Regions from separate parts of the Homo sapiens genome. Here region 2 is linked to region 1. Evidence: read pairs that join two places in POLR2A ChIA-PET (ENCODE). Cell type or tissue: CD4-positive, alpha-beta T cell. All regions are shown on one strand. Links, peaks and the distances in the headings refer to the core of each region. The heading gives the core; the rest is flanking DNA.

The links. ChIA-PET counts read pairs that join two places held together with the same protein. Peaks named below come from ENCODE experiments on the same cell type or tissue, not always from the same donor. Only the 100,000 strongest peaks of a DNase experiment are listed, where the experiment ranks them.
Region 2: POLR2A ChIA-PET joins it to region 1 with 10 read pairs; 8 of 35 experiments call an interaction of 5 or more read pairs at or near these places.

Annotation. Positions count from the first base shown.
Region 1 is chr6:25,019,737-25,035,837 of GRCh38, forward strand. All of the region lies in intron 1 of LOC102724765 (a long non-coding RNA gene), which reads right to left. It also overlaps a transcript of RIPOR2 not described here, the pseudogene ASS1P1 and the pseudogene RN7SL334P. Among named protein-coding and RNA genes, the nearest start is that of RIPOR2, 92 kb to the left of the region's middle. RefSeq lists an enhancer at 7,716-7,955. In CD4-positive, alpha-beta T cell, for the core only: CTCF peaks have their summits at 7,613 and 7,856; DNase peaks (open chromatin) are centred at 7,185 and 7,665; H3K4me3 peaks cover 1,158 bases; H3K27ac peaks cover 2,694 bases.
Region 2 is chr6:24,942,789-24,958,889 of GRCh38, forward strand. LOC105374981 (a long non-coding RNA gene) reads left to right here. Exons shown (of 3, transcript XR_007059514.1): 3 at 6,309-7,703. It also overlaps a transcript of RIPOR2 not described here and the pseudogene MTCO2P33. Among named protein-coding and RNA genes, the nearest start is that of RIPOR2, 15 kb to the left of the region's middle. In CD4-positive, alpha-beta T cell, for the core only: no CTCF peak of the experiment used is centred there; DNase peaks (open chromatin) are centred at 6,433 and 9,133; H3K4me3 peaks cover 3,448 bases; H3K27ac peaks cover 6,404 bases.

The DNA of each region.
Region 1 (16,101 bases), core at 3,054-11,053:
TGCATTCCAGCCTGGGCAACAGAGCAAGACTCTGTCTCAAAAAAAAAAAAAAAAAAAAAAAAGAAAAGAAAGAAAGAAAAAGAAAAAAGAAAAAGATGTCAATAAGTATGATAATATACTGTAGCTACCATATTAAAAATCCAGTTTTTTGAAGAATTCTTGTTATCATGGGGATTTTTTATATTACATTAATTGAAAGAAGACTACCAAAACTGAATACATGGTGTGATCCCAGCTATTATATATAATATGTATATAAACAAAAGACTAGGAAGTCATACTTCAAAATATTAATAGTTATATCTGGATAGTGGGATTACAGGATATTTTTATGTCTCATTTGTATAGTTCTTTACTTTAAAAATTATTTCCAGTATTATGTATCACAATATGTCTTATTAAAAATCAGCTAGTATTAAAGGTTTTTCTGGACAATGTTAATTTGCTATTGTTGGAATAATAAACCAAGTAAGTCATTTATAATAAACAAGTAGAATGTCTCCTTATGTGTTAGTGAAAATTGTGCAAGAAAAAAAAGAACACTTTTCCCTCAGCCAAATGATCCTTCTGATTTAGTTAGAGAATGAAAACAGAACTAAGCAGGATTTGAAATAAAACATGCAGGAGCCTTCCTGAGATAGGTTATATTTTTCCTTCTAGAATCTGCTCATTGCAATTAATTAGGCTTCTCCAAGAGTAAATTTTCCCTGTACTATCCAATAAGTCAATGTGATATTCATCTTGATTCTTACTGTGAATGAGAGCATCAACATAGATTAAGATGGATGTATCTGCCATTTGTAATGAGATTCCACAAGGTATCTCCACCCACCAGTTCCTTTCTGATACTGGCAATTTCTGATTTTTGATATCCTAATGTCTAGTTGTCACTTCCAAAAGTCTGAAAACCTCTAGTCCAAACCATTTATTAATCCTTAATCTCTGCCTTCCCCTCTTATTACCAAACAGGTATTCAATGTCCAAAATTAGATAGCCCCAATGAGATAAAAGAAAATAAAATTCACAAATAATATTGTCAAAACAACTTTTAACATGCTATTATAAGTTCTATTTCCTGGAAGCTCTTTGGGGACAAGGTTCATGTCTAGTTTAATTTTTTTCTTTTCTTTTCTTTTTTTAGACGGAGTCTCTCTCTGTTGCCCAGGCTAGAGTGCAGTGGCGTGATCTTGGCCCACGGCAACCTCCGTCTTCTGGGTTCAAATGATTCTCCTGCCTCAGCCTCCCAAGTAGCTGGGATTACAGGTGCCCACTACAATGCCTGGCTAATTTTTTTGTATTTTTAGTAGAGAAGGGGTTTCACTGTGTTGGCCAGGCTGGTCTCGAACTCCTGACCTCAGGTGATCCACCCACCTCGGCCTCCCAAAGTGCTGGGATTACAGGTGTGAGCCACTGCATCCAGCTAGTTTAATCTTTATTTCCTTTGCATATAGGACAGTGCTCATTTCGTGAGTATTTATTGATGATAGAACTGAGATGAGGAGGAGGCAGAAGAAAGGGAGAAGGAATGCATTTCTGGACAGGGTGACTATATGAAAAAAGGTATGAGCTTTGAGTGCTAGAGGCAGTGAGGAGACCAGCTCTAAGAAGAAGGATGATGCAAGGGGATTATAGAAATTAAGGCTGTGGCACCCAAATGCCCATCGATCAATGAGTGGATAAAGAAATTGTGGTATACATTCACGATGGAATACTACTCAGCTATAAAAAGGAATGACTTAATGGCATTCACAGTGACCTGGGTGAGATTGGAGACTATTATTCTAAGTGAAGTAACTCAGGAATGGAAAACCAAACATTGTATGTTCTCACTCATAAGTGGGAGCTAAGCTATGAGGATGCAAAGGCATAAGAAAGACACAAAGAACTCTGGGGATTCAGAGGGAAAGGGTGGGAAGGGGGTGAGGGATAAAAGACTGCAAATTGGGCTCAGTGTATACTCCTCGATTGATGGGTCAAAATCTCACAAATCACCACTAAAGAACTTACTTATGTAACTAAATCCCACCTGTTCCCAAAAAACCTATAGAATTAAAAAGATCTTTTAAAAAAAGGAAATTAAATTTGTGGCAAATGTGACAAGACTGTGGAGGGTCCCAACATTTAGCTGAGGAGTTTGTCTATAGTCTGAGTCAGTGAGAGACCAGATTGAAATCCACCCTATTACATGAAACATTCCTAAATTCCTTAATGCTTCAGATCAAGTAATTGGTTTATAAGAGAAACTTGGTGCCAAGGGAAAGATAAACATTAAACTTAAAAAAAATGGTCTGTAATTATGTAGAAATGAACCCATCACTTTGATGGGATTAGATACATTTGTTTTTAGGTATAATTTACATGGAGTAAAATTAGCCCTTTTTAGTGCATAGTTCTACCAGTTTTAACAAATGTATACAGTAGTGTAACCACCACCACAATCAAGATACAGAAGAGTTACATCATATGAAAAAAGTTTCCTCATGCCTCCGTAGTCAACCTCTCTAACCAGCCCTTGGCAACCAATGATTCGCTTTCTGTCCTAATAGTTTTGTCTTTTCCAGACTGTCTTATGAGTGGTATCATACAGTATGTAGGCTTTTGAGTCTGGCTTCTTTCACTTAGGATAATGCATTTGAGAATAATCCATGTGGTTGCATGCCTCAGTTCATTCATTTTTATTGCTGAGTCATATCTCATTGTATGGATATACCTACAGTTTGCTTAATCATTAATTCATAAGTAAAGGACAAATATTTCTTTTTAACGTAACACATATAACTAATGTGGTACCTTCCATTTTTTTTTTTTTTTTTTTTTTTTTTTTTTTTTTTTAGACAGGTTCTTGTTCTGTCACCCAGGCTGGAGTGGGTTGTGTTCATGGCTCACTGCAGCCTCAAACTCCTGGGCTCAAACTATCCTCCCACCTCAGCCTCCTGAGTAGCTAGACTACAGGTGTGTGCCACCACCCCAGCTAATTTTTTGATTGTTTTGTAGAGATAGAGTCCCACTATGTTGTCCAGGCTGGTCTTGAACTCATGGGCTCAAGCAGTCCTCTCCCCACCATCTCCCAAAGTTTTGGGATTACAAACATGATGGTGCAACCATGGCTAGCCCAAAATAATATTTATAAGGTTTAGGGATTTATTTACTAATTGTCAAAGACAGGTGAAGACAGGAAAAAGAGAAAATGCAAATAGAGTATGCATTAATTTCAGAAATGTGAATGTCACTGCCCAGTAGACTCGTTTTCAGAGCAGTCAATTTTTTTTTTTACTAGTGTATCTTTTAATTGTCATTTAATAGCTACCCACCACAGCTGCCCCCCACCCTTCCCTTTAATGACGACGTTTGCAGGCTTCAGGGGACCAGGGAACAAAGCTGGGGCCTGGTAGCCCCACTACGCTGCCAGCCGGGAAGAACAAGTCACAATTACAAATTATCACAACAATTAGCGCCTGTACTTGGGGGATCTGCAAATTGAGGAGGCTCCAGCTCCTCATTGTACAGGGGTCTATTTGGCAGTGACCTTGCTCTGCAGACGATGATATTCCTATTCCTTCAGCCTGAGGGAATTGATGTTGATGAACCCGGTGGCATCAATTGGCTCATAATCACCCTACACGTTCATGCTCACCGGCTCCTCGTTGTAGGGAGAGAGTGGGGACTCCCAGCCAAGGATGTACACCCGGCCCTTGAGGACGGACACCTGCGCTTTCCCTCCCACTTGCCCCTAGGACTTGGCGATGCAGTGGCGGACAAATTCACACTCAGGGCTATGCCAGAAAGCGGTGTACACCAGCTCAGCAAATTTCAAGCCCAGGCCTTGTTTGATTTTGCACACCTCCCAGTCCATGGTGAAGGCCTTGATGTCTAAATGAGTGTGGTAAAGGATGGTGCCTGCTGGGGTCTCATAGATACCTCGGGACTTCATTCCAGTGAAGCGGTTCTCCACGATGTCAGTACAGCCCACACCGTGTTTGTCCGCGACTTCGTTCAGGTACATGAAGAACTCCAAGGAGGTCGGGTGGGTGGAGCCATCGTTGACGTTGGTCACCTTCACGGGGACCCCTTTTTTAACTCGATCTCGAGGATGTCAGGGGTGTTGGGGGCTTTGACCGGTTCCTAGGTCTTCGTGTAGAGACCTGGAGGCACTTGGTTCTTGGGGTTCTCCAGGATTCCAGCCTCGTAGCTGATGTGCATGAGGTTCTCGTCCATGTTCCACGGGTTCTTGGGAGTGACCGGGATAGGAATCCCGTGCTGCTTTGCGTATTCCATCAGGTCATTACGGCCCTTGAACCGGTTGTAGAACTCGGGCATCCTCCAGGGAGCAGTGCCCTTTATCTGGGGGACCAGCGAGTACCAGGTGAGCTCAAACCGGACCTGATATTCCCCTTACCGGTGGCGCCGCGGGACACCCCCTCCTGCTGGGCGATTTCCACTTGTTTGCTGGCAATGCAGGGCCTGGCGAGAAAGGTGCCCAGGAGGTAGCGGTCCTCATACAGTGTGCTGGACTGGATGGCCGGCCAGATGAACTCTTCCACAAACTCCCTGATGACATCCTCAATGAACACCTTTTTGGCCCCAAGTTTCAGTGCCTTCTTCCTGGCTTCCTCGAAGTCTTCCTTCTGGCCAGTGTTGGCCAGGTAGGCAATGACATCATAGCCTTGTTCCTTCACCCACACGAGGATGCAGGAGGTGTCCAGGCCGCCACCATAGGCCAGAACTCTCATGGAGCCTTTGCTGGACATAGTGTCTGGGATTGGAGGCGCGAGTTCCCAGCGTCTGGAATCTGTCTTCAGGGTGCAGTGAACCACTCGGGCTCAGGCAGCAGTGGCAGGCGACAGAACAAGAGCAGTCAGATTTTTTAACCATTGTTAAAGGTTTCCAGTTCTGTGCCCTTCTGGAAGCAGTGTGGCCCCAGACTGACAACTGACCCTCAAAGAGGAAGGAAAGCCCTCACCTTGCTCCCCGACAATACTGCAGTGCTGTTTCTCCTAACTTGTAACTGATGCTTCCCTACTCTGTCCTTGGAGCTGGTGAGTATCGGACTTAGCTGAAGCTGATAATCATTTCTAGATTTTGCCAATGCTTTGCCTTCAGTTTCCTCTTTATGCCTGTTTTAATCCATTAATATCCTTCTCACCATGGGTTTTCTTTGATGACTTGGAAAGCTATTTTCTCTGTTTCTAGTTATTTATTGAAAATTGAAGTTGCCATCCTTTCAGCTCCACAACATTCTCTGAAGCCAAATTTGTGACTTCAGGTTGGATGTCGATGGGTGAGTAATCAGACATGTGGGGCCATGCCCAGTTTAACTTCAAATATTCACACTAAATGGAGGGAAGAAGAGTCAAGAAAAAAAGAGAGGACAGAGTTTGATATGTAGCGGTCTCTTTATTCATTTAATGGTAACAGGAAGCCCTCTCTGTCTCACGCCTGCTCCCACCCACAGGTCCTGGTGTACATGTGGGTGGTGGGAGTTCTAAAAATTTGATCTAAGATATAGTCAAGGGGGGAAAAAGGTAATTTAGAAGCTTCTATTTATTTAGCTTTAGGATTCTTCCACACAAATTCTAATAAGTGTCTGTGGTGTTACGGTTTCTGCTATTTGGAGATAGTACTTTGGATTTCTATAGAAACTCTCTGTTGAATAACAGTGCTCTGGAAGCCCAGAGCTAGGGGAATGCTGGGTGCGTGACGAGGCTTTTTTAGGGTTAGAAGTGTAAAAGCAATAGGACCTTTAAAAAAAAATGACAGTGACAGATAAAGAAGTTTACCCTCACCCCCTCCCAGCACTATTTGTGCCTTAAAAAGAGAAAAACAAAAGTTCTTTTTAATTTAAAGTGAATTTCTAAGGAGAAAAAAATTTAATTGTTTTTAGAATATAACTGATTAAAACGAAAACTGAATGTTGAACTTGAGAAAACCATACAAATTAAAGAAAATGCACATAAGGTTTAAAAGAAAAACTTCCTGTGATATGATGACTATGCATATTCAACACAACTTTGGAAAACATTGTTTTTTCACTTTAAGGAGCAATCTTTCCCTTCACTTAGTGCTCTAGTGAGCAATTGTTCAGGAAGAGTAAGAGGGTGGGTTTTCTTAGAGGTCAAGAATCAGAGCTGTAGGAGACTGAATTATGGGCTTGACTGGAAGACTGTGATACATTGATGAGCTTCTTCACGACTCCAAGGGATGATTTGTTTGTGCTTTGATACATGGTATTTCAAAACCAAATTGTACGTGTATTCACCAACAAAAGAAACTGAAGAAATTGCATGAGATTAAAAGTTACAAAGATTGTTGTTTTTTTTTTTTGTTTCTGAGTCACAAGCAAGTCATTTTTGAAAGCACTGTGCTCAGCAAGACAGGTTTATAAATGAATGCTACTCACAGGTGGAAACTAGAATGAACAAAACCACTAAAAGCTACATAAAAGGTTTCTTATTTTTCTGTACTGCATGATTAATTAGAGCCATTGGGTGAAAAAGAGAGGAAAATTGCTTCTCTTTGTTGTATTTAGCTGTTAGGTAGTTTTTATTAGATATTTATATAGGTATACCTTTTGTCACGTGTATAAATGAGAGCCAAGTTCATTATTTGAGGTCTCACTGATTGGGATTTATGATAAGTCACATAGAGATGGTTTTAAGTTTACCTCTGCTTAGCAAATGAAAAATAAAGGACTGCGAAGGGCGGATTGAAAAGATGAACCTTCTAAAGCATTTTGGAAGCTCAATATGCAAACAACCAAGACACTAATTAGAAATGCTTCCTGTTTATCCTTAAAGACAAGAAGCCTGAGAATTTCTAGAAGGCAATACTTTGTTACCCTGAGCAGCTGTACATTTTTCTTTTTCTGTATATTTTAAGAGAAAAGAGTTTTATGTGTACTTATAAAGAAATCATTTATATGAATTTCAGAATAAGAGTCCTGCAATTTCTTTGAATTTATGACCATTCATTGTCAAACGGAGATTACGGTGGTCTAAAATTCAAGACCATGACAACTTTAAAGGAGGTAAACAGAGGAAAATCTTGGGACATATGGCAGGAATGCCTCTGAAAGGAAGTTGGCAGGAGCTAAGAGGCTGAGGCCTGGGGGAAATAAATAATAACTCAAGTGCCCTCCAGTGGAGAGGAGGCTGAGAAGAGGCCACTCTGCCATGCTCCACAGGCCCTAGACCACTCCCGGGCTCCTCAGGTGTGAGTCTGTGCTGATTTGCTGACATCACCTCACAAGCCTCACAAGTCCTGACACAGCAAGGCCAAAAGAAACCACTCAGGCAAACGGCACATTCTGGGATCTACAAGTCTCCTATAAGTAGCTGTTCCAATTTCCAAATATTAAAACAAAAAAGCAAGCTCATTAAGAACTTGCTGATGCATTCTATTTTTAAAATAATAATAAAAAATAATTTAGGTGATACTGCATAGCTCACAAAATATTTCCACGTGCATTATCTTACTTAATGCAAACGACAATCGCGTAGGGGTGGATTCGATTCACCTAGCTTTGCTTACAAGACGGCCCAAGCATCGAGAAGCGAAGAAAAGCACTTAGCACACAGGACTGCACAGCCACCCAGCCCTCTGCGGGTTCCCAGGGGGAGGCGCTCGAGGGTGAAGTACAAACCCATCCCCAGGCTGCGAAAGAAAAGTCTACGAGCTGGCCTCTGTGGGAGGGTCAGGGCCCAGGGTATAAACATAGACATGCTGTGCAGCGGTTTCTGTTTCTTTCACGCACGGCACAGAAGGAAAAGCGTTTGGGGTTCAGCTCTGCCAGGAAATAAATACATAACCGGCCTCGTGGTGGCCATGCTGCAGGTGGCACACTCCGAGCAGGCCCCTTGGGGGATGAGAGGGGCATCTTCTGCTAAGCATGGGAACAGCCTTGGGCGCCCCCAGTGCTGGGGAGAAAGAGGGCCCCCCTCCCCTCGTGTGAGTCACCAAATCCCTGAGCGACTTAGGTGCTCCTGCCCCACCCTCTTCTCTACCTCAGCCCAGCCTCTCAAACACCTTGATCCGCAGACGCCCCCAGGTTGGTAAACCGACTGAACAAGAGGGAAGAGGCAAGTTCCGTGGGTCAGGGCATCACCGAACAGGAATCCCCGGAGACACGCCCAGGAGCCGAGGAGGGCAGAGGTGCTCCAGTCGGGCCGCTGAGCCATCCTTCTTGGCTGGGCTCTGAGAAGAAAGGGGAGTGGGCACTGTCCGCTGGAAGTGAGCTGGCTGCCTATGACCCCTAACAGCTCTAAGCCCGAGGGTTCTGCGTGTTCAGATTTCTTTCTGAGTGGCCCCTACCACCCTCGTCCTGCATAAAAAAGTATTCAGGGACTCAAGCTAGGCATTCTGTAGAGATTTGAACATTCGGTTAATTTTCCTTCACTGTATTCTCAGATACCTGGACATCTAGCACAGCGCAGGAAGATGCAGTTTCCAGTAGATTTCCAAATATCTCCTTAGCTGCCCTCAGACATCGCCAGCCCTTGTTCTGCCTCTAGGAGACTCCCAGAGCTGTGTGCATTTCAACCGGGCCCATGTTTTGAGATTTGGGGATAGGTGGTAGGGTGCATTTTCTGAATAGAGAGGGTGGCCACTGGAAGAACCATAAAATTAGGAGTTGATTGATTTGAGCTTGAGTCCTAGTTCCAGCAGTGAAAACCCGCTCTGGACTTGTACACATGTGTCTGAATGTTGGCTCTGTTCTGCCACACTGTGGCCTGTGACTTTTAATAAGTCCTTTAACTTCTCTGAGCCTCAGCCTCCTCATTTGCAAAATGGATACAATTACCAACCTCATAGGGTTGGACTGAGGATTAAGTGAAATAATGCCCAATAGGGGAGCTGGCACAATGCCTGATACTAATACTACCCCAAATAAATGACAGATGTACTGTCTTACTCCTTTCTCTCTGAGCTTCAGTTTCCACATAAGAAAAAAATTGGGGGGCAGGGATAGTACAGATCCTTCTAGCTCCTCAGGGTAGTTGTGAGTCTCCAATGAGATAATGCATGTGAAATCACTTCCACCACTAAGAATGTGAAGTTTTAATCAATTTTATCAGGTTGACACATTAGGGCCCTTCATCTGGTCCACACCAGGGTGGGAAAGTATGGGGAATAGTGGATCTGATTTGATGTGGGATGAGGTAAGGAAAGGCCCTGAGAATGGAGCTCTGTCTAGGACTGAGAGAAGGCACCATTGTTCAGTACAACTGGAGGCAGCAGAGTGCTGGGAGAGGGTGCCCTCAAAGAAATGACGAGGGCCGGGTATGGTGGCTCACGCCTGTAATCCTAGCAATTTGGGAGGCCGAGGCAGGTGGATCATGAATTCAAGAGATCGAGACCATCCTGGCCAACATGGTGAAACCCCGTCTCTACTAAAAACACAAAAAATTAGCCGGGCATGGTGGCGCGCATCTGTAGTCCCAAGTACTCGGGAGGCTGAGGCAAGAGAATGGCTTGAACTCGGGAGGTGGAGGTTGCAGTGAGCCGAGATCGCGACACTGCACTCCAGCCTGGCGACAGAGCAAGACTCCATCCCAGCTACTTGGGAGGCTAAGGCAGGAGAATGGCGTGAACCCGGGAGGCGGAGCTTGCTGCAGTGAGCCGAGATCGCGCCGCTGCACTCCAACCTGGACGACAGAGCGAGACTCCGTCTCAAAAAAGAAAAAAAAAAAAAAAAAAAAAAGAAGAAGAAGTAATGAAAAAAGGGGTGGATAGGAAACCAAGAACAAACTCTGGCCTGGACACAAAGGAATGTTCATGTATTGACTGTACCGAGAGAGTGAGTGGTCTGACTGATGCCTCACAGATGAGCAGGGGCAAGACCAGGAAGCAAGTCCCATACCCTGAGCTGGGACCCTCCGTGCCCCACATCACTTCTCAGATGACACAGAAATAGAGACAGCACTGGGAGTGAGGGCGAAGGAAAAAAACTATGTAGCCTTACCCTGAAGATTATGCTTCTCATCTTAAAAAAACCAGATATCTTCATTTTGTAACTGCTGTGGGGAAATAGAAGAAAATTGATTTTTTTGTCCTTTGAGGGAATTATAATGATGTCTGGGCTACTCAGTTAAAAGCTGGGTTAAAAACATGAAGTTAAACTATATGCTTTTCTTAAGAGATCAAGATATTCTTTCACTCTTTCCCTTCTGTGTGCAGGATGTTATTGTTTTAGATTGAAAACACACTTTTAACTCAAGGTAGGGAAAGAAAATGGAGTGGGAGAACTAGACAGCCAGAAAGCTCTTCAAACCTAGTGGGACTCGTGGTTCCTCCATAACTTGGTCTTAGCATGACAGGACCGTTACAGCCTCCACTATAGTGTCTCTCCCCTCTCTCCCATCCTTGTTCTTCTGTATCCTCCTACCTCTGCTTGTCTGTGTCAGCCTGGCTGCAGGTCTTAAATGGGGGGAAAAGATCTCTGTTTTCTGTACAGGTTGTATAATCATATACAATGTCAAAGAAAAAAATGTAGGGTTGACGACTGGCCTAATACATTCTGAATCATAATCATTTACTGCTGATTGAATAAACTGTCCCTTCGTAGTTGCCACTGATGATATTCCCAGGGTACACATGAGGTGGAGTGGGATTCAGAGGGTTCAGAGTCCCTCGTTTGCTCAGAGCTTCCCCTGAGAGAGGACCAGAGCTATGGATAGAATTGGGGTGCCCCAGAACTTGGGGGTTGTCCCCTCTGATGATCATGTTTACTCATGCTTTTTGGTGATTAGAGTTCTTACCACTTGCAAATAACTATACTTTATAAGAATACATCTAATAATGGGATACTACTCAGCAATGAAGAGGAACAAATGTGCATGCAACATCTTGGATCATGTTAAGTGAAAGAAGCAAGACTCAAAAGGCTACATACTGTATGATTCTGTTTATGAGATATTCTGGCTTTTTTTTAAAAGGCATAGGGTCTTGCTGTTTTTCGTTGTTGTTGTTTGTTTGTTTTCTTTGAGACGGAGTTTGGCTCTTGTTGCCCAGGCTGGAGTGCAATGGCGTGATCTCGGTTCACTGCAACCTCTGCCTCTTGTGTTCAAGTGATTCTTATGCCTCAGCCTCGCAAGTAGCTGGGATTACAGGCATATACCACCATGCCCGGCTAATTTTGTATTTTTAGTAGAGGCGGGGTTTCTCCGTGTTTTCAGACTGGTCTCGAACTCCTGACCTCAGGTGATCCATCCACCTCTGCCTCCCAAAATGCTGGGATTACAGATGTGAGCCACTGCACCCAGCGCCGGGGTCTTGCAATTGCACTTGCCCAGGCTGGAGTGTAGTGGCTATTCACAAGCACGATCCCACTACTGACCAGTACAGGAGTTTTTACCTGCTCTGTGTTTGACCTGGGCCAGTTCACCTCTCCTTAGGCAACCTGGTGGTCCCTCGCTCCCAGGAGGTCACCATATTGATGTTAAACTTAGTGCACACACCCGGTCAGCAGAGCACACTATACCCCAGAACTCCTGGGCTCAAGCCATCCTCCCGAGTAGCTGGGACTACAGGCCTGTGCCACTGTAACTGGCTTATGAGATATTCTGGAAAAGCCAAAATGATAAGGACAGAAAACAGATCACTGGTTGACAAGAGCTGGGGAAAAGGATTGACTCCAAAGGGGCATGAAGGAATGTCTGGGGTGATGGAACTCTTCTATATCTTCATTGTTGTGGTGGTTACACGACTATAGGTGTTTGTCAAGACTCATAGGACTGCTCACTAAAAAGTATGCTGTGCTCTATGTAATTACACCTCAATAAACATGACTAAAAATTTTTTTAAACTATGAACAAAGATTGACTGATATATATATATATATACATATATATGAGTGTTTAGAATAAAGTATACAGATGTCTGCAATTTATTTTTAAAGCATTAAAAATAAGATTTATCAAAGGATTGATAGATAGGTATATGGTTAGGTATGTGATGTAGGTGGTAGTTATATATATATATATATATATATATATATATATATATATATATATATATATAAAATATCCATAGAATATATATATATTCTATGGATATCCATAGAATATATATAATATCCATAGAACATATATATTATATATAATACAAAAAGGTTATATATATATTTAGTATATTCACTGTATAATTATTTCAACTTTTCTATATGTGAAACGTATTAATAATAAAATGTTGGAAAACATTTGAAAATACATCTAATGTATTTTCTTCACCACCTATGCCATTTAGAGGGTTGCTTGTAGACCCATACACTTGCTTTCATACTCTCTGATGAGTTCAAGAGTACTCTCCCTCTCCCCTTCAAACCATCCTAATAGGAGTAAAGTTTCCCTTGGTCCAGAGGGGAAGAGCTGAGCTCTTGGGGTTCTTTGCCGACTCACTTACATGAATTTACTGTCCTCCCTTTGATGCGGTATCAGCAAGCGAATCCTTTATGGTGTTTTTTTTTTTTTCACTTGCTTGAAAATTGAAGGATTGGATTAATTTCACTCAATTTGTAACAAACCTCAGGGAACAAGCTTTGGACAGCAGCAATTCAAAGTGTTAGCAAGTATCTCAGACTCCGTTTTTCTTGATATTGCCTGGTTCTTTCTGCAGGCTCAGGCTTTGTGTGCCTCTTTCCATCCCACCCTGTAATGGAGATAAGAACTAAGCCACCTGCTCCCAAGCACAAGAACCTCTCTGGTGCCTCAGAAACCAGGCACCCCTGGAGCCAACCCTTGATGGGATTGGAAATGGTCTTCTTTCCAAATCGCCCTCTGTTTGGTGGAGGATGAAAAGATCTCCCCTTCAAAGAGTATGTGAGGCATAGTTTTTTGATAATAGATATGCATACCTTCTCCCGATTACCCTGACCTTTAAAATAGCCCAGTTTCCAGCTGGAAACAGAAAGAGCAGCACAGCATGGCTGGAGAGTCACAGACATCAGGCCTCCATAAGTAAGTACGTGGACGGTTCAATTCCCAACCAATACAATCCGCTTTACAATTATAATCATTTTTTAATATTTAAGTGGTTCAGATTAGATACACTTAAAGTGTCCCAAACTCTACAAGCTTTCATTTGGATTTGGGTATATGGATCCTGTTTGAAGAAATGTATTGCTATTTATTGACATAAAAAGGTACCCAAGTTATGTTGTGAAATGAAACAGTAAGTTGTAGAACATGGTATTATTCTGATCCCACTTAAAAATATATTTAGCTCAGCACTTTGGGAGGCCAAGATGGGAAAATTGCTTGAGCCCACAAGTTCAAGACCAGCCTGGGCAACAGAGCAAGATTCTGTCTCTACAAAAAATTAAAAATTAGCCGGGCATGGTGGCACATTCCTGTGGTCCCAGCTGCTTGGGAGGCTGAGGTAGGAAGACGGCTTGATCCCAGGGGTTCGAGGCTGCAGTGAGGCTCCAGTGAGCCGCGACGGCGCCACACGCCTGGGTGACACAATGAGATCTCATCTCAAAAAAAAAAAAAAGTTTTATGGTTTTAGCTCTTATTTTTAACATTTAAAAAATGGATATTTAACTTAATGGGCTATAATCTATTAACATCATTGTTTATTTGATGCTCACAGTGTCCCAGTTTTGCCAGTAGAAGCCCCTCCAAGGCAGCTCCCCAGTCCTTTTGACAGATTCCCTTAATTTTTTGAGCACTTCTTTATTTTCTGGCACAAGGTGTTTCAGCCTCATCTTGTAATTTAACTGCTGCAGCCCTGGTATCAGCATTTTTCCAAGAAGCCCTCATTCCATTTGGTGTGAGTGATATTTAAAAACCAACATCTGGGTACTAAGTTGCTCATTGCTATTGGGTATTACTGCTTCTAGATCCTTTTAGTGGACAGAGCTAGGAAGTATCTGTGTCTGTCTGTCTGTCTAGATTATTCTAATTCCAGGGCAACAAATAGGATTCTTTTTTGTCTTCACTCATTTTATATTTGTATCTGCCTTCTCCCACAATGAGAACTCCCAACACATCCTACAGGCTCCCAACACATCCTGTAGGTACTTGTTTGCTTAGTTCTACAATACACAATATAGTTTTAGAATTGTTATAACTGTGGTCTACAAAAAACAAATCTGCTAAACAGAGTTTAAGATTTTTTTATTATTTTATTCTCTTTTTTTTGGTTTTTTGACTGAGGATATTTAGCCAAAGTATTGTGTTCAAATGTTACTTGGATTAATTCTTTTCTTTTTCTTCCATGTAGTTGTGCTATTCATTTGAAATACAGTTCATTGGTTTCTGTTTGCATTCAATTTGCATTTTTTCTCATACTTGTTTATTTAATTTTATTTTTGAATGTATAGAGAATTGGTAACGTTTTAAAACAAACTACAAAAAGGTTTTATATATATATATATTTAGTATATTTTACAAAAGAAATGGGAGTGCTACGCTGTACGGGGTGAGGGCTGGGAATTCTAGATGACTTTCTCTCTGTTGTATGTTTCTGTATTGTTTGATTTTTATACAACATGCGCATATTAGCTTTGTATTAGATGAAAACAAAATCAAGACATATTTTTCAGTGCTACTGCCCAAGTTTACAGTTTTGACAACTGTTGGGGGGGTGGGTAGGGTAGGAGGGGGTAAGGGGTGTGTATATAGTTAACATGTTCTTACGCAGTGAAACAATTTCTTGGATCTTGCTATTTCAGAGGAAAAACTGGTACTCACATAGTGGGTTGAATCTAGGCTAACATATTTCAAGATGCTTTGCATTCCCTAAGATCCTCCTTACCCCCAACTTGATACACTAGCTTAATGCTTCTGAGAAAATTTGCTATTCTGGTAATTTTCTGTTACCAACCAGAGACCAAGTTATCATTCTAGTGATTAACTTTTGGGCTCTTTAGATCCTTCATCAAACAAACAACCTGAGAATTACAGACTTCAGAATCCATCGAGGCTCTGAGTTCTCTAATCCCTCTGCTGGTTTCATTTTCTTTTTTATGTTTGTTAGCTGTATTTGTATTTGCTGCTTCTTCCTCTCCTTTCCTTTTCCCTCCACACCCTCTCTTTTGTCCATCCTCGGCTGGAGACAGCTAAAATATCTGTCCAGATCATGTACATACAAAGAGAGCACTTTCTCAACCAACGGACCTCCCTGAATTATTCAAAGTACCTTCCATTCTCCAGTTTCCCATCATTTTTCTTCCTTGACAGTATAAACTGGAATTGGACATTTGGCAATTGTACCCATGGATTTAATCATTCAGGCAGGAAGGAAGAGGGTAAGCCTTCTACAGAAGCAAGTATTCTTCTGAATGATGAGAAAATAGGTAACAACATGTTTGAAGGTATATAAATAATTTTTATGCCAGTATAAACACTAGGGTCCCTAAAACAAAAAGCATTCTCTGTAATTGGCAGAGCTGTTGGTAAACAAGATTCAGAACTGGGGAGAAACCCAGGCTTTGTGGGGCCCAGCCGCCTGTTGTCTGGGATGAGGCTGTTAATGGATAAACTTAGCAGGTGTCTAGACTGAAACCCAGGAAAATATGTGACCTATGAATTATACAGAATGTTCTAAAAGGTTTCTTTCTTTTTTATACTTGGGGTAAACTCCTCACTGACCTCCTCTCAAATCTTTAAGCTTGTAGCTTAAAAGAAACAGAAACCAAGAGAGGAATTTTCCTGGTATATCCTTCTCCACTTCAGAGCAGAGAAGCCCAGCCTGAAGCCTAAAATCGCAGCACAAGGGATTTGTCAGTCAGTAGCAATTCTGTTGGTCAGAACGGCAGCAAGAGACCAAATCAGCAGGTTGGAAACGGCAGCAACACGGTTTCTGCTGTGGTCTGGGACACTTGGGTGCTTGTATCCACGCTGAAAAGCTAAATCTGCAACCGTAGTGCCTCCCCATACCGGTACAAAATCCCAGAGTGGAGGAGGCCGGGGGAGAAACATGAGTGTGGTCAAGGCCTGACCCTTGCCAGATAACAGGTGAGCCAGGACAGAAAGCTGATAGGAAGCTGGGCTGCTCTGTAAATTGACGCTGGATCTCTCTGCAAGCAGGGGCCATCTGCAGAGTGGGTAGCCTTGTGCAGATGGAGGACTGTGGGAGAGGTGCCCACATATTCTTCCTATCCCG
Region 2 (16,101 bases), core at 4,584-12,583, 75 kb before region 1:
GTTCATTGTAGATTCTGGATATTAGCCTTCTGTCAGATGAGTAGGTTGCAAACATTTTCTCCCATTCTGTAGGTTGCCTGTTCACTCTGATGGTAGTTTCTTTTGCTGTGCAGAAGCTCTTTAGTTTAATTAGATCCCATTTGTCAAATTTGGCTTTTGTTGCCATTGCTTTTGGTGTTTTAGACATGAAGTCCTTGCCCATGCCTATGTCCTGAATGATATAAATCATGCTGCTATAAAGACACATGCACACATATGTTTACTGCAGCACTATTCACAGTACCAAAGACCTGGAACCAAGCCAAATGTCCCACAATGATAGATTGGATTAAGAAAATGTGGCACATATACACCATAGAATACTATGCAGCCATAGAAAATGATGAGTTCATGTCCTTTGTAGGGACATGGATGAAGCTGGAAACCATCATTCTCAGTAAATTATCGCAAGGACAAAAAATCAAATACTGCATGTTCTCACTCATAGGTGGGAACTGAACAATGAGAACACTTGGACACAGGAAGGGGAACATCACACACTGGGGCCTGTTGTGGGGTAGGGGGAGCAGGGAGGGATAGCATTAGGAGATACACCTAATGTTAAATGACGAGTTATTGGGTGCAGCACACCAACATGGCACATGCATACGTATGTGACTAACCTGCATGTTGTGCACATGTACCCTAAAACTTAAAGTATAATAATAATAATAATAAAGCCTTTCTTCCATAAAAGCAATAAGAAACTGGGAAAATGGCCAGTATCGACTTTTGCAGAAGGCTGGAAATTAACCAAAGGCTTACAGCAATCCAGGAGCATTTATTCAAGAAAAATGGCTGAATTTCAATAGAACAATGAGTTTTATGGCATTTTAATTTACCAGCTTCCACACACTTCACCTTATCTCTGTGGTAGCCTTGAAAATCAGCAGCCTGCAATCACAGTGAAAATCAACAGCCTGGCAGCTATTGGAATGGTTGCAGAATGGAGATAAAGCTTCTTCAAAGTCCCATTCCCCCCAAAGTCCCATTCCCCCAAAACTGTCACTATTTGACCTGTCTGGTGGTTCTCTGGAAGACTTCACTCACAAGCCTTTTTATTTAATCTGATTTAGAGTTGCCAAGTGTGAACAGTCTTTTCCTTGGGGGTGTTTGTTGAAAAGAATCACAGGCAATTAGTCAATACTGCAGCCGCCTAAGTCAGTGGATTAGAGTTAGGGGCAAACAATAGGCTTAACAAAAAGCTTAAAAGAAAAAGCTTGGGAATGAGATGCCCATAGGAGACTTTGAAAAGCTCCCACATATTCCTGGGAATCTAGAAGGTGAAGCCTATATAGGGCTACGTGCATGCCCACAGCTGTGTATATGCTCAGAAAATACTTGAGAAGGCCCTAAGGTCTGACCACTGGCTAACCTTAAGGCTCTCCAGAAGCAGAAAGTAAAGGCTAAGGCAGAGTTGTAAAGTGCTTAACTGAGCATTGAAAGTGTGTCCTAGTGTGCATATAGAACCCCTTGGCAAAGACTGCAAGATTTATTGGTCCCAGGCATCTAAAGAAATTTCTGTTCAGTCATTAGTGTACCACTAAGCTAATCAAGCAGAGATTTCAGTGGCCACACATGACAAACAATATAGACTTTACAGAACTATCTCAGAAAAGTCACTAAAAAAACAACAAGAACAGCAACAAAAACCTTGGGGGAGTAGGGAGAATCTGATTTCCAGAGTTTCCATATAATTTTAAACATCCCGTTTTCAGCAAAAAATTATGAAACATGCAAAGAAGCAAGAAAGTATGGTCTATACACAGGAAAAATAAACAATCAATAGGAAGTCCCTAATGAAGCCCAGAAGATGTTGGCTGCAAACTTCCCAGATTTGATGAACAAGATTAATCTATAAATCTAAGAAGCTCAATGAATTTCAAGTAGGATAAACTCAAAGAAATCCACAACTAGACACATCATAATCAAACAGTAGAAAGTCAAAAACAAAGAGCATCTCACCCAAACAAAAGTGACTTGCCATATACAATGGATCTTCAATAATACTAAAAAGCAATTTCTCATTAGAAGCAATAAAGGGCAAAGGGATGAAAAAAAGTTGGTTAATGGGCACAAAAATAGTTATATAGAAGAAATATGTTCTAGTGTTTGACAGTACAGTAGGGAAATTATAGTTGACAGTAATTTATTATATATTTCAAAATAGCTGAAAAGAAGAATTGTAATGTTCCCGCCACAAAGAAAAGATATATGTTTGAAGTGATGGATACCCCAATTACTCTGATTTGTATATATTCCATACATGTATCAAAATATCACATGTACCCCCAAAATATGTACAATTACCATATATCAATTAAAAAAAAGAAATAAACCATAGAAGGCAGAAGAAAGGGGACAGCATATATAAAGTCCTGAAAGTAAAAAATAAAAACAAAAAAACTGTCAACTAAGAATTGTATATCCAGCAAAACTATCCTTTGAGAATGAAGGAGAAATAAATATATTTCCAGATATACAAAAGCTGAGGAAGTGTATTACTAGTAGATTTGCCTTGTAAGAAATGCTAAAGACAGTCCTTTAGGTTGACATAAAAGACACTGGACAGTAACTCAAAGCCATAAGAAAAAATAGAGAGCACTGGTAGAAGTAACTTCATAAGTAAACATAAAAGACAGTACAAATGTATTTCTTGTTTGTAACTCTTTTCCCTCATCTGATTTAAAAGACAATTGCGTAAAACAATAATTATACATCTGTGTTGACGGGCATATAATATATAAAGGTGTAATTTGTATGACAATAACAGCACAAAGAAGAGGGGAATGAGTAGAGTGATAGAGGATAAAAGTTTTTATATTCTCTTGAAATTAAAGTGGTATTAATCTAAACTAGATTGCTATAAATTAAGATGTTAATTGTAATCCCCAAGGCGATCACTAAGAAAATAAATAAAAAGTGTAGTAAAAGAACCAATAGAAAAATTCAAATTATAAACTAGAAAAATATCAATTTAGCACAAATAATTCAGTGATACCTCTATAAAAAATTTCTTTTATTCTCGTTTATTTTCTTATGTGAACTTGGCTTCTTAGTGCTTACACCTATATAAATAAAATATGAATATTTTTACAAATTCCTGTCTCACTGTAGCAAAAGTAATATTCATCCATGGATAAATGAACTCACTGAAAGAAAGTCAACCTCACTCATCTCATTAAGAGATACATTTCTAATAAAATTTTGATTTCATGCTGGAAGATGATAATTATTTACTTATTTATTTATTTTTAATTAATTTTTTTTTTTGAGACAGAGTCTTACTCTGTTGCCCAGGCTGGAGTGCAGTAGCATGATCTCAGCTCACTGCAACCTCCACCTCCTGGGTTCAAGCAATTCTCTTGTTTCAGCCTCCCAAATAGCTGGGATTACACCACCATGCCCAGCTAATTTTTATATTTTTAGTAGAGATGAGGTTTCACCATGTTGGCCAGGCTGGTCTCAAACTCTTGACCTCAGGCCATCCACCTGCCTCGGCCTCTCAAAGTGCTGGGATTACAGGTGTGAGCCATCGCACCCTGCCAACCGTCTCATTTTTAAAGCCCAAAGTAGATTCTGAAAAATTACATACCTTCACGCATTGGAAACCTTGTATCCTGTAATCCCAGCTACTCAGGAGGCTGAGTCAGGAGAGTCGCTTGAACCTGGGAGGTGGAGTTTGCAGTGAGCTAAGATCGCACCACTGCACTCCAACCTGGGCAACAAAGCAAGACTCCGTCTCAAAAAATAAATAAATAAAATAAGATGGTTAAAGACTACTGGTGCAGATCTCACATTGAGCAGAGTAGGACTACAGCAGGACCTGTAGGGCAGGGACTGGGATCAGGGGGTTCCTGGGGGAGCCAAAAGAAATAGGGGCCCAAGGGGTCTGGACCCTGCAGGAGGTAGGCTTCGCAGTGCCATCCCTTTGCACATACTAGCTTTGTGGGCTGTGACCCAGTCTCTCCTGACGTATTTCTTTTTGGCCTCCAAATTTCTTGTCCTCAAAGAAGGAATAAAACAAGGATTTAGAATTCAGGACTTGTTAAGTTGATTTTGGCCAAGTGTTTTTGAAAATTCTTCCTGGCGTGGCTTCTTTTCAGTATATGTGTTTCAGTGACCTCTGACTATACAGAGACAGAAAAACAATTTGGAGAAAGAGATATTTTGAAGACTATGTGACAGAAAGAAAGAAGAAAGAAAAAAGGAGGAAGAAAGAGAAAACGTGAAGGAGGAGCAGAATATTCTTCTTTTGGAAGGAAAATACTTCCAGATTGTGTCTGTTTTTTTAAAGATTCCGTGGGAGGATATCCAGAGACACTCCTTGATTTAAAACTTCAGCCTTCCCTCCCGCAAATTCGGCTCTGGGTGCCTATCAATGCTACAGGACAGACGTGGGCCCAGATAAGGCTGAAACACACCTCAACTCTCCGTCTCGGGTTTTGGGCTCACCTTAGATGCACTCTAACTCTGCTCTGTCAGGCATCCAGGAAGAACTACATGCATTTGGGTCAATTTGGATGGAGGAAATGAAGAATTATCGAGTAAGAAATCACCATTCCTCTTTTGTGTACTAGAAGGCTCAACCCTGAATGTACCTTCCTACTTTAATGTCTGAAATGTATTAATAAATTACGATAAAGAATGAAACAGTGAAAACAAAACCCCAGAATAAAAGAAAAGAAAACGTGTCCTGTGGACCGAATTATGGAACGGTCCTGCTCAGGAGGGAATAAAGTCTCATGTTTTCCTGACCTGGGACTGGTGGAGAAAGAAGATGGTGCAATTCTCCTCTGATTCCTTACAGTTTAATTAGCAGCCTTGATCTTCTTCAAAAAGGGGCTCTACCTTTTCTTCTCTTTCAAATAAAGGATGGGGAGGAGAAGGAAAAAGTAGGGGGAAGGGGAGGGGAAGGAAAAGAGTAGGGGAAGGGGAAGGAAGGAGCAGTGAAGGAAGGGAAGGAAAGAAAGAAAAAAGAAAAAAAATGAGATATTGCCTCAACTTTTAATGTATAAGTTAACTCTCGCATGTTTTAATAGCTCGTCTAGTTCAATTTGGCCTTCAAACGCTATATCCCCTATTATAGAGCTCACTTTCCATGACCACGCTCTTATAATTATTTTCCTAATTAGTTCCCTGGTCCTATACATTATTTTCCTAATACTCACCAAAAAATTAACTCATACTAGCATCATAGATGCCTAAAAAATCGAGACTGTCTCAACTATTTTACCTGCCATTATCTTAATTTTAATTGCCCTCCTATCCTTACGTGTTCTGTACATAACAGATGAGGTTAACAACCCTTCTATCACTGTCAAAGCAATTGGCCACCAATGATATTGAAGCTATGAATATACAGGCTATGAAGAATTAGTCTTCGATTCTTATATAGTCCCAACAGCAGACTTAAAGCCAGGAAAACTTCGATTCCTGGATGTTGATAACCAAACAATTCTCCCAGTAGAGATCCCCATCCGTATATTAATCTCATCCGAAGATGTCCTGCACTCATGAACTAACTATCCCCTCATTGGGCCTCAAAACAGATGCAATCCCCAGAATACCTGACTATGAAGAGAACCTCTGAGCATTAGGATGATGAGCCCAGATTCCTCTCCTTCACTGCTCTGTGTCTGTCTCAGATGATTGCTCATGGGAGTTGTTAGTTATTAATCACTCTGCTATTTCTTTCTTTCTTTCTTTTTTTTTTTTTTTGAGATGGAGTTTCGCTCTTGTTGCCCAGGCTGGAGTGCAATGGCACAATCTCGGTTCACCGCAACCTCTGCCTCCCGGATTCAAGAGATTCTCTTGCCTCAGCCTTCCGAGTAGCTGGGATTACAGGCATGAGCCACCACATCCAGCTAATTTTGTATTTTTAGTAGAGATGGGGTTTCTCCATGTTGGTCAGGCTGGTCTCAAACTCCCGACCTCAGGTGATCCGCTCACCTTGGCCTCCCAAAGTGCTGGGATTACAGGCGTGAGGCACCACGCCCAGCCACTCTCCTATTTCAAACATTTTTTTGCCTTTTAAATGTCAGTTCAGGTTGACCACAGGGAAACTTTGTAACGACCAATGGGTCAAGCTTCTGAGGCACTGGTTCTGGCCCCTTTTCCTCCTCTCTCCAACCCTCTCCCTCTTGTCCCTGTTCCCTGACTTCTCTTAGGTGTCAAAAACAATCCAGGGCTCATTTCATCTCTGTACATCCATGTCACTCTCTCCTCCTTAACTCTTCAAATAGTATCTTTTTTTTTCCTTTTCTTAGAACCATATCTGGTGTGACAACAATTTGAAAAGCGCCACCCATCCTCTCTGAGACCACAAACAGCGCTGAAGGCAGTGAACCAAGACTTACAAACAAGGGTGTAGACCAAGGAAAATGCTGGGGGCCAGAGGAGGAGAAAGCAAGAAGATAGAAACACCATAGTTTCAAGAGGGAGGGGAGCAGAAAGCCGCCAGCTCTCCAAAAAACAAGAAGCAAAACCCAGAACTCAAACCTCATGAAAGTATCACGAGGTTGAAGCCTTTAAAAGGTGTTTTTACAGCAGATTTTAGAGACTTCTCACCTTACCAACGGTTATAAACCCGTATCCTTGCAAATTCAGCAGTAGAGTCATTAGATTGCCCTCTCAGCCTCTGCACGTGAAGGGTCTCAGGGCTTTTCAGGACATCTTTAGGGTCAGGTTTCGTGAAATAGGTAGGTTGGGCCAGCTTTCTGGGGACTCTAAGCAACCTTGGAGAAAATGGGCAGGAGTAAATAAAGGTATGCCAGCTTGCTTTTTCCAGTGGGGACTTGGCAAATGCCAAAAACAGTATAAATATTATATTCCCATCTTCTAATATCATGGAAACCCATGGTGGCAATGGGGCGCAGGGCTCACTAGCCACCCTGAGGTGAAGAAGTGGCCCCTCAGAGATCTGAAGCTGGTTAGCAAGAGTTCACCAGGGCCTAGCTCCTTGTCCCTCAGGGAAAGCCCCTGGGTGCTATAGCCCACCACCTGGAAGGGGCAGCCCCTGGAGAAATGTTAGAATTCTGGGTGAATTATTTTCTTATGAAATTTCATCCAAAGTTTTAACAAAGTACCAAATAGGAGAGTTGTTAAGTATTGTGAGTGAGTGAGGTGGAGGAAGCAGAGCGGGGAAGGGGTGGCTCCACTCTCTCACTATATTCACTGCTCATCCTAGAGATGACCTAGTGTCAAAAACGTTGCAAATGCAACCAGCTGCCTGTTGCATCCATGTAGTTCAGTTGTTGCTATTTACAGGGTAGTATAAATGCCCGGTGCTGCTATGAACCAAGGTGCTGAGTATCAAATGTTCCTGGAAGAGCACCTAGTAGTGTTTCATTGGATGGTTTCTAGTAAAAACTTTATGCAAAAGTAATATGGTATTGCTGATTATAGGTATTATCTGATAATAATAATCCTGTCAAGTACTTGCTTGGGCCAGATCACTCTGTGAAGGCAGAAAGTTGGCAATGCTTGTCTTAAATGCAAGATTCTTTCTCTTTTCTTCCTCCCTCCCTCCCTCCTATTCAACCATCCTTTATTCACCCTTGGAAAAATTTGGGCTCTGCATTCACTCTTGCACAATCCTGTAATCTCATGGTTTACTTTATGATGACAATATTAATGACAATAAAGGCACATTTTCCCTAAGATACTTGGGAGTATGTGTGGCTTATCCTTCTGTTTTCCTTACGAAGTAAAAGGGAGCTCAGTGTGTCTGTCCTCACTTTACTGATGCAGAGATTAAGGACAAGGAATCTAAGTGAATGGGCAGTAGGGGACATGAAACATGGCAGGGTCACCGGAGCAAGCCAAAACACTTTTGAAGAGCCAGTGAGTCAAACCTGTGGAAACCTATGCCAGAAAGTTCTTACAGGGATGACTGAACTGTTCCATCTGAACAAAAAGAAAATATATTCATTTAAACAAGCCTAAAGTGCAGCTATCTAACAGGCGAGGTGGATGGGGTTGGGTGCATAGGGTTTGCTGCTTTAGTGCTGATTTCTCAAATCTTTTATTTTCTCTGCTGACCTCTGCAGTACCATAGAACACAGTCCAGGCATTAGACTTGCAGCCACAGGATCTAGGTCTTGTGTGTCAGTTTTGAAGGCAGCATGCCCTGCTAGACTGCGACATCCTAGAAGACAAAGGTCAGCCAAGATCTTTGCGTGAGGCCTGATAGAAATCAATGTTCCAGACATTTTAAAAATCAATGACTTCATTGATTTCCAGAAGTTCTCTAGGCAAGAGCGATCAGAGACTTTAGAAGTTCATATCAACATGGAAGTGGTAGAATGACACCTGAGAGAGTAGTGGGTGGTCACCAGGTCACAGGTGTCAGGGTGATCGGAACACTCTGCCCTACAGTGACCTTTGCTCTACCTCCCAATATTAGGCAGAGGAACTACCATTACACAGAGCCTGATTATGGTTTTTATGCTCAGGAGAACTTGTGTTGTCTTCTAAGTGCTGCAGCCCCCAGGTTTTTTGTAAGAGAGGGGCAAATAGACATTTTCTCACGTAAATTAATCAGCTCATTCATGAGTTTTGCAGTCGAATCGCTGTCTTTGCATGGTGTTGTCTGCCAACTAATGGAATAGGGGGTCTTCAAATTTTGTTGACAAAGATAAGACTTCCGTAAAAGGATCCCTTCAAAAGCAGCTTAAAGAGAATTCCGAAGCAACTGTGCTTATAACAATAAATGTTTCTCCATCACTTTCTTTCCAGTTCCTTTGCCTCACGCTTCTGCTACTCTAGTTGTTTTTCCCAGTTTCTCTCCTGTTTACATGCGCTAAAAGAAAACTGTGTAAGGCACTTCATAGGAACATTAAAAACTGGTACAAAGGAAATGTCATGGTTGGTGGGGCGGAGTTTTTAAAGGTTTGGTGAGAAAAAGAAATCCAGACCTTGCTTCTGGCATTTTCTGGGTAGGATTTTTTCACTGGTCCCTAATTCACAGAATAATCAGCTTTGGCAGCAATATTTAGTTCTCCTTTCTTTCTACACACTGGGATGAGGGCATATGAGAACGGAACTTGTGGTAAAGACTACCTTGCCACAACAGGACCCCACCCTGCTTACCTTCCGCTGGATCCACAGTAGTCGTAAATATGTAGTGAATTGTAAATGTGGGGCTTCCTGTATTCTGCAGTGGACATTGCCACACCACTGTCTCCAGTGGAATGAACCAGAATGTAAAATTTATACCTCTTTTGAAATGCGATGGAGCAACATAGGATGACCACATTTTTTCTGTACTATATTGCACTCTTTTGCACAATGTGTAAGAACACAACATGAGAAACCCACAAAGAAGGAAATAGAACAACTGAGGTTGTTGGCTGGGTAGGCTGCAAGGTAAAGCGCAGAATAGTAAATGCCCCACCTAGCCAACATCCTCTGCCAGCTGTTATTCCTGTCACCTAATCTCTACTGCTCTCTCTCTATTATTCTTTCCTATCATCCATCCATTCATCCAGCCAGTCAGACAGCATTTACTGGGGATCCTGTCATGTTGGCTGCTGGGGATATAGACTGCGAGTAGTATGCTGGTAAAAACTAAATAACTAGCTCTGAGGTAAGGGAGCTGATTTGCAGTGCTTATGGATTTTCATAGTGCTAATACTCCCACCATGACTAATTTCAAGCTACTAATGCAACATCATTGAAGCAAAGTTGGGAAGAGATGCACAGTAGCACACCATTTCCACCAACCAGATACAATCGATGTAAATAACCTCCAGTGCACAGATAATAATAAAAGGTAGTAATGAGGAGCTGATGAGTATTGAGTATTTATTAGCATTGTTTTAAATGTAATTTATTTAATTGCACACTTATATAATTTAATTTTAAATCATGGCTGTTTTAACAAACAGCTCACAACATTTCTGAAACTAACAACTGGCTCTCATAAGCAGGTATGTGCTGACTCCAGCACACCACTAGACAGAAAGAAACAATGTATGCTGTTTGCTTTACAAAAGTCTTTTTTAAATCTAGAAAGAATAACATACACATGTAAATAAGGAGTAGCCATATAGTTAATGTGATAACGCAGTAGGGGAAAGTGCTGGGCATAGAATTAGTGGGAAGCACAGTGAGAACCTGTTATGCACTGAATGTATGTGTCTCCCCGAATTTCATATATAGAAGTCCTAATCCCCAGTGTGGCTGTATTTGGAGTAAGGAAGTATTAATAATGAAGGTTATGGCTGGGTGTGGTGGCTCATGCCTGTAATCCCAGCACTTTGGGAGGTCAAAGCGGGCGGATCACCTGAGGTCAGGAGTTCAAGACCAGCCTGACCAACATGGAGAAACCCCGTCTCTACTAAAAATACAAAATTAGCCAGGCATGGTGGTGCATGCCTGTAATCCCAGCTACTTGGGAGGCTGAGACAGGAGACTCTCTTGAACCCGGGAGGCAGAGGTTGCGGTGAGCCGATATTGTGCCATTGAATTGCAGCCTGGGCAACAAGAGCAAAACTCTGCCCCCCCCCAAAAAAAATTAAGGTTAAATGAAATCATAAGTGTGGGGCCCTGATCTGATAAGATTAGTGTCCTTATAGAAGAGACACTGGAGAGCCCTCTCTCTCTCCAGGTGTGTGCCCCACAGAAAGACCATGTGAGGACATAATGAGAAGGCAGCTTCCTGCAAGCCAGGAAGAGAGCTCTCACCAGAAAGCGAATCAGCTGAGATGGGGTTCAGGCCATGCTACTTCAAAGTGTGGTACCTTGGCATTTGAGAAAACAGCAGAAGCAAGAAGGTCGCTCTCACCTTTCCCTCATCCTTCTCTGCTGAAGCGGGTCACAAGGCTTTCATTTGAGAAGTACCTTCCCTATACCTGGAGGAATGGTAGACCCTTATTTCTGAAGACACAAAGACACAAAGAAGAATCTGAACAGTCTTCAAAACATTCCCCCAGTTTATGAACATTAGATGATCCCTTTGTCCAATCATACATCTGCATGACTGTCTCCTCGTCATCAAACCTAAGCATAAAAATACACAAGCTTCTCTGTTTCTTTGAGTCTTCATTTCTAAAGGCTCCCCTGTCATGTAAAACTTACGTTCATTAAATTTGTCTGCTTTTCTCTTGTTAATCGGTCCTTTGTTATTGGAGCCTCAGTCATGAACCTAGTGATGGGAAAGAAGGATATGCTTTCTTCTTACAGCTGGAACATTGATGATCTTGGACTTCTAGCCCCAAGAATTGTGATGAAATACATTTCTGTTGTTGAAGCCACCAGGGCTATTTTGTTATGGCAGCCCAAGCATACTAATACAGAGCCCTAAATAAAATTACCTGGAGGGCGGGTTGGTAACTTGGACTCAACAGAAGCACCTGAGGATGCTCAGAGGCAGGCTGGTTTGCATTTAGCAAGTGGACCTCCCTATTCCTGAATATTTTCTCTTATCGCTAGTCAGTGTCTTCAGATACAAACACCCTGGCACAATTATGATCCTTGGCAGAATGTTGACTTTAGAAGGGAGAACTCCAACTTTGAAGCCCAAGCTGAGAAACACAGCAGGGCAGGTGAGGATTGGTGACCAGTGACTGCCGCTGCAACACAGGAATCACACCTGGTGAACTGTGCAGGCCCAGTCTCTCTCTCCTTTTTTTTTTTTTTTTTGAGACAGGGTCTCACTCTGTTGCCCAGCTTGGAATGCAGTGGTGTTATCATGGCTCAGTGCAGCCTTAACCTCCCAGGCTTAAGCGTTTCTCCTGTCTCAGCCTCCCAGGTAGCTGGGACTACAGGCATGTGTCACCATGCCTGGCAAATTTTTTGTAGAGACAATATCTCACTATATTGCTCAGGCTGGTCTCGAACTCCTGAGCTCAAGTGATCCTTCTGCCTCAGCCTCCCAAAATGCTGAGATGACAGGTGTGAACCACTGCACTCAGCCTTAGGCCCCGTCTTTAATAGTGGCTTCTCATGGCAAAGAAATAAACAGCACACGTTGGATTAATAACGTATTCTCATTCCCAAGAGTCCTAGCATTGATAATAAAATGTATGCCTTCTAGAATGAGAAAGTCTTTGAGATTCTTAGACATTTTGGTGGCTGTGCAGCACTTAGGGCATTCTTCCTAATGTGGTATATATGGACATGAACAAATAGTAAAAGAATTAAGAGTTGTGGCCGTTTATATATCCTGATTTGTAGAACAGGTAATGACATATATACTGAGTATGTGTAGATGTGCTTAGAGGAAAGGATGTTGGCCAAAATGTGAACAAGGATGTTATCTCTGGATTAGATATTTTGGGAGGAGAGTTTACTTCTATATGTTTGCTTGTATTGTTTGCATTTTAATTTTTTGTCAAAAAATTTATCAATTTATAATACCTGTCCATTGTAAATAAAGCAAGTAAGATTTAAAAAGGAAGTTTAAAATCCAACCATAGTCCCAAGAGCCAGAAATAAGCACTGTTAATATTTTGGCTTAGAACCTTCCAGATCTTCCGCTATGCGTGGCATATTTTCTTTGTAACCTCTCATCAGCCTTGGATTAATCTGTCTCCATATCCTAGACCGGGGCATCTGAGCCCTGGGGGACAGAAGGCTCACAGCTCACACAATATTAAGTTAGTTTTAAAACACAGTAGGCCCCTCACCCCTGCTCACAATTTTTAAAAAAGATCTCTAGTTAGCCCTTTTTCATTCCTCCCCCCACTATTTCAAAGCTTAAACCATTCTCCCTATCTCACCTCCTATTTCAGAGAAAATATAGACCATCAAGCATGACTCTCTTACTTTCTTCTCTTCCGCTTTTAAATCTGCAGTTTCTTTTCTTCCCCTCTGTTATAGTTGAAAACCTATCTCTTACTCCGTCTAAGGTCCATGCTGCTCCTTCAAAAAAAAAAAAAAAAAAATTACAAGCCTGGTGCAGTGGCTCACGGCTGTAATCCCAGCACTTTGAGAGGCTGAGGTGGGTAGATCACTTGAGGTCAGGAGTTCGAAACCAGCCTGGCCAACATGATGAAACCCTGTCTCTACTAAAAATACAAAAAAATATTAGCCAGGTGTGGTGGCAGGTGCCTGTAATCCCAGCTACTTGGGAGGCTGAGGCAGGAGAATTGCTTGAACCTGGGAGGCGGAGGTTGCAGTGAGCCAAGATTGCAGCAACCGCACTCCAGCCTGGGCGACAGAGTGAGACTCTGTCTCAAAAAAAAAAAAAAAAAAATTACAACTTTTCTCTGGTTTTGTAATTAATCATATCCATATTGAAAATGTTAGGAAATATGAAAGACACAAAGAAGAAAATAAAAATCACATGTAACTCAAACATTAAGAGACAATTACTGCTGGCATTGTAGATTCTTTGTTTTTTCCACACATGATTGTGTGTCTCTGCACATTAAATAAGTATTTTTACACAATTGAAATTATTCCGCACATGCTATCTCATAAATCTCTTTTTCCCTCTTACAATAGATCATAAATATTTTTGCATGACTACAAATATTCTACACTGAGATTTTAAGATGATTTTTTAGGTTAAAAATAACTTTTTCCTTATTTTAAAAGCAGTGTATGCTTATTGTGAAACCATTAGACTTTTGTTAAAAGGGAGAAAAACTTAAATACTTATCATCTTACCTCTGAGATATGATGAGCTGACATAATTTTTATATAAATTTAATAAAAATAAGTTCAGTCAGATATCATTCTATATCATTTGTGATATGCAAATATTTCATTTAATCCTCATGACACGCTAGGTAGTTGTAATTATTATGATAATCCCCACTTTCTAGATGAGGAAACTGAGGCCTAAGGAATTTAAGTAATCTGTTTGAAGTTTTTAAGCGGTAGAGGTGGGCTATGGACCTAGGCAGTCTGCCGCAGAGGCTGGAGTTTTAATAACTCATCTGTACAGCTCTCAATTTATAGGGAACGTCTTTCCACATCAATAAATCTTGCTCTCTGTGCCTTGCTTGCAAATATCTACTCTAGCTCAGAATCAGATAAACATTGTTTTGTTTTCTTGTAGTTCTTTTAAGATTTTCTCTTTCGATTACCAGTTGCACGTAGAATTACTTTTGTTTTTGCTGTGGGTGGATTCTCACTTCAGGTTTTTTCCAAATGGTTAACAAATGATCCAAGTTTTATTTATTGAACAACCTATCGTTTCTCCACCAACTTAAACTGTTATCTTTGTTTCTGCCTCTGTCTTCTCTTGACTTCTCTGAAAACTTATTTCATCTATTATCCACCATTTCTCCTGGATCTTGAAAATATGAGGTAGCTTTGAATTATTGGTACATTTGCTTAATTAATTGATTGATGTATTATTCATTAAGTAGCATTTATAAAGGATGCAACAGGAAGATTTTTAAAAATCTCTCTTGGGACTCACTGTCTAAAGACGTGTAACGACTCTTTTTAAGAAACACTTAAGTTGTACTTACAATGTGCCAGTCACTGTTCTTGGTGATTTACAAATATTATCTTATTTAATCCTCATAGCAAGACTATGATATAGGTACTATTTATATCCCCACTTTTCATATGAGGCAATAAAGCATCAAGAGGTTAAGTAACTTGTCCAAAGTTACATAGCTGGTAAATGGGTGGCTGGGAAAAGTTAACTGGCAATTCCAATGTTATGCAATGAGTGTCATTATCATAGGGGAAATATAGGGTTCTGTGGGCTCTTAGTAAGGGCATTTGATAGAGCCATGGGAGTCAGGAAAGACTTTTGGAGGGAGTGATGGCCAAATGATTCCTAAAGAATGAGAAGGAGGGTCGGGTGCAGTGGCTCACGCCTGTAATCCCAACACTATGGGAGGCCGAGGCAGGTGGATCACGAGGTCAGGAGATCGAGACCATCCTGGCTAACATGATGAAACCCCGTCTCCACTGAAAAATACAAAAAAATTAGCTGGGCATGGTGGCAGGCGCCTGTAGTCCCAGCTACTTGGGAGGCTGAGGCAGGAAAATGGAGTGAACCTAGGAGGCAGAGCTTGCGGTGAGCTGAGATCGTGCCACTGCACTCCAGCCTGGGCGACAGAGCGAAGACTCCGTCTCAAAAAACAAAAAAGCAAAAACAAATAAACAATTACACTTAAAAAATTACAAATCCTTCTGATAACACTGTTGGTGGTATTGTAAACTGGATCAGTCTTTCTTGAGTGTATGATGGTGACAAGTAACATACTCTTAATAGTTTGATCTAGTAATGTCTTTTGAAAAATAACTTAAGGATATAATCTAAGAGAACAAAAAATATACACAAAGATGTGTTATTTAGGCAAAAATGGAAAAATATCCGAATGCCTAAGAATCAGAGAATGAATTTTAAAAAGCTATGTTTTGCAATGAAACACTATAGAACACTAAATAATAACTATGGTTATTATAGTGTAGTATGGTCATATGTACAAATGCATCTACTAAATAATGTTGACATGTGCAAAGCAGAATTTGCATATGCACCTTAATTGAAAATGATCTAAGGAAGGATGGATTCTGATACTCAAAATTAATTTAACACAATATTAATATCCATTAGATCTATTTTTAGCCTTCTCACAAAGGCAACCTAAATTTAAAATGGAAGTTAAAATAAACCTCTCTGAAAATCAAAATAAACACATTTCTATTTCTTCAACACATTTTTTACTTAGTTACTTCCCAGCGCATTAACTCCTTATTTTAGCATGAGAGGGGGAGAATAAACACTTAGAAGAAATGAAAGATTTCTTAGAATTTTGCTATTAAAATTAATTATTATTCCTGAGACGTATAATCAACACCCAATGATGTGTTATCTCTTTGATGTTTGATGAGCTACACTGGAAACATGTCTGCCTATAATTTGGGGTGAGAAACAGAGTGAACTTTCACTCTTGGGTATACGATGGTTTATTCATTTTCTAGGACTGTTGTAACAAAGTACCACAAACTGGGTGGCTGAAACCAATAGAAATTTATTGTCTCACAGTTCTGGAGGCTGGAGGTCTGGAATCACGGTGTGAGGAGGGTGGGGGTCATCCAAGGACTCTGAGAGAAAATCCCTTCCATGCCTCCTCTGTCTTAGCT